2 separate regions of the Homo sapiens genome follow, and region 1 is linked to region 2. Evidence: read pairs that join two places in POLR2A ChIA-PET (ENCODE). Cell type or tissue: IMR-90. All regions are shown on one strand. Each heading gives the region's core, and the rest is flanking DNA. Links, peaks and the distances in the headings are about the cores only. Region 1 has its middle 58 kb from the start of SYNPO. Region 2 holds the start of NDST1-AS1 (NDST1 antisense RNA 1).

Region 1 (2,906 bases), core at 105-2,604, 97 kb before region 2:
CTAACCACCTTCCAAGGTGGGGTGGGGGCACAGTAGACATCGCGGGCAGCTCTGAGGGAAGGACATAAGCAGAGGGAAGAATGAGGGCCTGCGTGTGCGAGTTCAGTTGGTTCATAGGTTTACCCTTTGAGCAGTTTTACTTCTTGCCATTTATCCCAAGGAAATAATTCACATGTGTACGAAGGTGCAGGTACCAAGAGATTCAATGCTGCATTGTCCATTCAAGGGACATTTTGAAAATCCCCTAAAAGCTCGACAACATCAGGCAGCTATACGATGGAACGGCCCTAAAAAGGTCAAAGTGGATCTGCATTTCCTGACGTGGCCAGGTGTGCACCACTGGTGTTGAGTAGAAGAAGGAAAGTGACAAAGCTAGATGAGTATGATGAGCCCACTTTCCTGAAAAGTAAACATACATAAATACTACAGAGACCCAGGACAGAAATAATAGGAGAAATGACACCAACATATTGGCAGTCAGTCATTTTACATGGTAATTTTGGGGTGATATTTAGTTATCTGTTTTGTTATATTCTCTTCTAGCTGTTATGTGTTTAACAATAAAATCATTGGCTGTGTGCAGTGGTTTATGCCTGTAATCCCAGCACTTTGGGAGGTTGAGGTGGGAGGATTTCTTGAGGCCAGGAGTTTGAGACCCTGTCTCTTAAAAAAAATATGACAACAATAATAATAAAACCACCGAAAGGGCTAGAGATGGTGGCCTGCAGCCCTCTGCTATAATCACCGTACTTGAGAGGCACTCATGAGGAAATGCGCCTTGGGTTCATCTTAGCACCTGCTGGAGGGACTTTCTCTGAGAAGTCCAGAATCTGCTTTCAGACCCTCTCCCAAACCACTCACTCAGGGGCCTCAACCTGGATTTTCCTCCTCCATGGGTGGTTCAGGTGCCAGTCACACCTCCCCCTGTGGCTCTGGCCAGGGTAACACAAGAACCTTGGGCAGGTGGGATACTTTCCTTTTTGGAGCTGAAAGCCCTTTCCTAGGCAGCTGTGTGCCTCTCCCAGCAGGACAGGGTGGGTGAGAACCCCACCCCCAATTCTGAACAGAGCCAAAGTCCAGGAGAGACAGCCATCGGCCAAAGGTCAGCAGTACAGCCAACGCCACCTGGGCCCAGCTGCTGAGGAGAAGGAGGTAGAGAGGTTCGCCGTCTGGGCAGCTGCCCTCTGGCCCGCTGCCGGCCTCCCCTGCCCCCACCCCAGCTCCCCAAAGGCCAGGAACATCTGGCTGCTGGCCTAGCTCCAGGAAGGGTGAGTGAAGGGGCCTCTTTCCACCAGGCCCGCCGCTGCCGCGGTGCAAGGCACATCAATCAAGACCGCAGAGCTGGCTGGTGCTGGGAGAAGAGCCGGCTCCTTCCCCACCCCCTCCCCAGACATTCCTGCGTAATGGAATCTCCTTTCCTGTTCATTTATTACCAACCCGCAGAACCCCGCCAAGCCCCGTCTGCACACTCAAGCCCCACCGACCCTGCCTGTTCCTGGGGAAAGGGGTTCCTGGGGGTCCTGGAAGGAGCGACCTAATGGCCACTAGCAGATTCCCACAGTACTCCTCTGCCTTCGTGCACTTGCCCAAGAGGCCTGCTCTGCTAAGCACTCACATAGGAGATCTCAAGTGTCTATGCCTGTGATATGAACACTCTCATCCTCATGTTAACAGATGAGAAAACTTCAGCTCTGAGATGTTAAGCCACTTGCTCAGAGTCACACAGCAAGACAATGGCAGAATCTGCCAAATTCCCAAGCCCAAGCTCTTTCTTTTCTTCTGTGGAAAAGACTATTCTTTCCCTCACTGAATGGTCTTTCTTTGAACCCTTGTCAGTTGACCATAGATGTATGGATTTATTTCTAGACTCTAGACTTGATAAATACATACCCTTGTGCCACACTGTCATGATTACTGTTGCTTTGCAGTTGCTTTAAAATCTCAATGTGTGAGTCCTCCTGCTGTATTCTTTTTCAGTATTGTTTTGACTATTCTGGATCCCTTGAAATTCCATATGAATTGTAGAATTAGAATGTCAATTTATACAATTTATATCAGCTATTTGACAAGGGTTGTGTTGAATCTGTAGATCAATTTTGGGAGTACTGCCATCTTAACAATGTTAATTGAGTCATCCAGTCCAGGAATATATAGTATTTTCCACTTGTTTAAGTCTTTACTTTCTTTCAACAGTTTTGTAGTTTTCAGAGTATAAAATTTGCATTTATTTTGTTAAGTTTATGTATACGTATTTCATTCTTTTTGATGCTACTGTGAGTGGAATTGTTAATTTAATTTCTGGATTGTTGATTTTGAATGTGTAGAGATACAATTTATGTTTGTATATCAATCTTGTATCCTGCAACCTTGCTGAACTTATTTATGAGTTCCAATAGTTTTTTAGTGAATTTCTTAGGATTTTCTATGTGTAAGATCATATCATCTGTGACTAGAGATAGCTTTACTGCTTCCTTTCTTTTTTTCTTTTACTTTTACTTATGTATATTTTTATAGAGACAGGGTCTTGCTCTGTCACCCAGGCTGGAGTGCAGTGGTGTGATCACAGCTCACCGCAGCCTTGAACTCCTGGGCTTACACAATCCTCCAGCCTCAGCCTTCTGAGTAGCTTGGGATGACAGGTACACACCATCACACCTGGCTTATTTTTTTTTTATTTTGTTGAAGTGAGGTCTTGCTTTGTTGCCCAGGCTGGTCTCAAACTCCAGGCCTAAAGCAATCCTCTCACCTTGGCGGCCTCCCAAAGCACTGGGATTATAGGCACGAGCCACCATGTCCAGCCTATGTCTTCCTTTCCAATCTGGATGCCTTTTTCTTTTCCTTGCCTAATTACGCTGACTGGAACTCCCAGAACATGTGGAGTAGAAGAGGCAGGCATCCTCATCTTA
Region 2 (2,906 bases), core at 229-2,728:
TCGCGAAGCCAGGACCCGGCCTCTAACCCCCTCCCTCGCTAGACAAAAGTTTCCCCTGTTCGGGAGCAGGGGAGGGGGAGGGGGCATTCCTCGTGAGTGACATTATCCGTGACCTACAGCTGCCGCGCTGCCCTCGCCCGCACCCCAGCCTGCCCCCGGCCCCGCGCGGCCCCCTACCCTTTGTCCTCCCACCCCCGCGCGCGGGGCCCGGCCGACTCCACCCGCCCGCCCGGCGCCCGCCCGCACCAAACTTGCGCCGGCGGCCGCTGGGGGCCCCGCGCGGCCTGCACGCCGGGCTCGGGCCCCACCGGCTGGGCGACAGGGGACTGGCAGGCCCGGGCCCTCTCGGCCTCTTACCTGCCACGGCTGGGGCGCCACTCGGGGGAAGGGGCGCTCCCGGCGAGGAGCGGGACGCCTGGGTCCCCCGGGCCGTGCGTGCGCCTCCGGGCTCCGGCCCGGGCCAGGGTTAACCCCTTCGCGGCCGCCTCCCGCCGCTCCCACCCCCGCTCCACGCCGCCGCCGCCGCCTCCTCCCGCCCGCTCTCCTCCCCCTCCCGCTCCCTCCCGGTGCCCAGCCCCCAGTCCCGGCCCGGCGCTGCGCCGGGGCAGCTCGCAGCCTCCCCCTCGTCCCGCAGCGGGGAGGGGTCTCCCTGGAGACTGAAGGTTGGGGCGCGCTGCCTCGCCCCCTAGCCCAGAGGGGCGTACCCGTGCGCCGAGAGCCCCCAAGCCCGTCTCCCCTTACCTCCTCGGCCCAGCGCCTACCTCCCCGAATCGCGGCCGCTGGGAGCGGGGTTCGATCCCGTGATGCCGCGTGGGTGCCGGCCAGAGAAGAGCTCCGGAGGCCGGGGCGGCCGGCGGGCGTGCGGTGAGCGCCCCGGGGCGGGGGCCGGGGCGGGACCGAGCGCTGCTATCGGGGCTGGATTTCTCGACTTCCACCCGGATTCTCCCTCGGCCCTCCCGGCCGATTCGGTGCTGCTCGGCGACCACGTGACGCGGGCTGCCTTTGACCCCTATCTCCGAGCGGGTAGGGGGCGGGGGCCGGAGGGGGTGTCAGATGCAGGACCCACGAGGGCCGGGGCGGCTGCCCGGCGTCCCCGAGGCGGTGACCCCCGGGAAACAAAGCCCGGGGGGAAACCAACAAGTTATTCGGGGTCAGAGACGAAACAGCGCTGGGGGTCGGGAGAGGCGGCAGAGAGAATGTGGGAGACAAAGACCCGCGCCCGCGGCGGCTCCGAGGGCCCTGGGAACGCTCTGGCTGGGCTCGAGAGGGCCTCCAGGCTCTTCCACCCCTGGGCTTGTGACAGCTCTCCAGGACCTCCTGGGACAGCTCCCCGACCACCAGTGCTCTGCCAGAATGACCCCTCCTGGGCAGACCCTCCCTCCCCCAACACACACCTTTGCCCTGACTCTCGAAAACCCCTTTATCGTGATTATGTGGTTCATTTACTGGTTTCATTGTTTACTAGAATGTCATCTTTCCCAACAAGTTGTTCCCAGCAGAATCCTCTCTCCTGGCACAAAACAAGCAGATGAAGAGGTAAATGACCTTGTGCAAATCTCTTCTCCCGCTGAGCCTGCCCCCCAACCCCTGTTATTCTAGCTATCCCAAGGACTCTGCAAATTAGGCAGGATGACAGTGGTTGTTCCCGTTAAACAGATGGGAACAATGAGGCTCAGAGAGATGAGATGATTTGGCAGGTTAATGAGAGCCTAGGCTGGCACTCGGATCGGCCTGCTCCCAGTGGAGGGCTTTCTGCCACCCATGAGCCAGCCTGTAAAATGAGCAGGGTGGGGTTGGATGAGTGAATCCCTTAAGGAGCTTGTAAGGATGCAGATCACCCGGCCCTGGAGATCCTGAGTCTGGGAAACAGTGGATTGGTGGATTCCTAAGGACCTTTAGAGGCTCAAGATTATCCAACTGGGCCGGGCGCGGTGGCTCACGCCTGTAATCCCAACACTTTGGGAGGCTGAGGCGGGCGGATCACGAGGTCAGGAGTTCAAGACCAGCCTGGCCAACATGGTGAAACCTCCTCTCTACTGAAAATACAAAAATTAGCTGGGGGTGGTGGCGCATGTCTGTAATCCCAGCTACTCAGGAGACTGAGGCAGGAGAAAATCGCTTGAACCCGGGAGGTGGAGGTTGCAGTGAGCCGAGATCGTGCCACTGCACCCCAGCCTGGGTGACAGAGCAAGACTCCGTATCAAAAAAAAAAAAAAAAAAAAAATTTAGAGTATCCAATTGTAGGAACAAAGCTCAAAAAGTATACAAGGCCGGGTGTGGTGGCTCATGCCTATGACCCCAACACTTTGGGAGGTTCAGGCGGGCGGATCACTTGAGGTCAGGAGTTGGAGACCAGCCTGGCTAACATGGTGAAACCCATCTCTACTAAAAATACAAAAAAAAAAAAAAAAAAATTAGCGGGGCATGGTGGCAGGTGCCTGTAATCCCAGCTACTCAGGAGGCTGAAGCAAGAGAATCACTTGAACCAAGGAGGTGGAGGTTGCAGTGAGCCATGCCACTGCACTCCATCCTGGGTGACAGAGCAAGACTCTGTCTCAAAGAAAAAAAAAAAAAGGCTGGGAGTGGTGGCTCATGCCTATAATCCCAGCACTTTGGGAGGCCAAGGTGGTGGATCACAAGGTCAGGAGTTCAAGACTAGCCTGGCCAACATGGTGAAACCCTGTCTCTACTAAAAATACAAACATTAGCCGGGTGTGGTGGTTCGTACCTGTAATCCCAGCCACTCGGGAGCCTGAGGCAGGAGAATCACTTGAACCTGAGAGGCAGAGTTTGCAGTGGGCCGAGATCACGCCATTGCACTCCAGCCTGGGCAATAGATTGAGACTGTGTCTCAAAAAAAAAAAAAGGCCAGACATGCTGGCTCACGCCTGTAATCCCAGCACTCT

Evidence for each region. ChIA-PET counts read pairs that join two places held together with the same protein. Peaks named below come from ENCODE experiments on the same cell type or tissue, not always from the same donor. Only the 100,000 strongest peaks of a DNase experiment are listed, where the experiment ranks them.
Region 1: POLR2A ChIA-PET joins it to region 2 with 10 read pairs; 4 of 35 experiments call an interaction of 5 or more read pairs at or near these places.

Annotation. Positions count from the first base shown.
Region 1 is chr5:150,580,809-150,583,714 of GRCh38, reverse strand. No RefSeq gene overlaps it. Among named protein-coding and RNA genes, the nearest start is that of SYNPO, 58 kb to the left of the region's middle. In IMR-90, for the core only: no CTCF peak of the experiment used is centred there; a DNase peak (open chromatin) is centred at 1,304.
Region 2 is chr5:150,483,859-150,486,764 of GRCh38, reverse strand. NDST1-AS1 (NDST1 antisense RNA 1) reads left to right here and starts at 773. Exons shown (of 3, transcript NR_105061.1): 1 at 773-864; 2 at 1,466-1,536. RefSeq lists a silencer at 220-1,009 and an enhancer at 542-1,197. In IMR-90, for the core only: a CTCF peak has its summit at 303; no DNase peak of the experiment used is centred there; H3K4me3 peaks cover 1,445 bases; H3K27ac peaks cover 1,404 bases.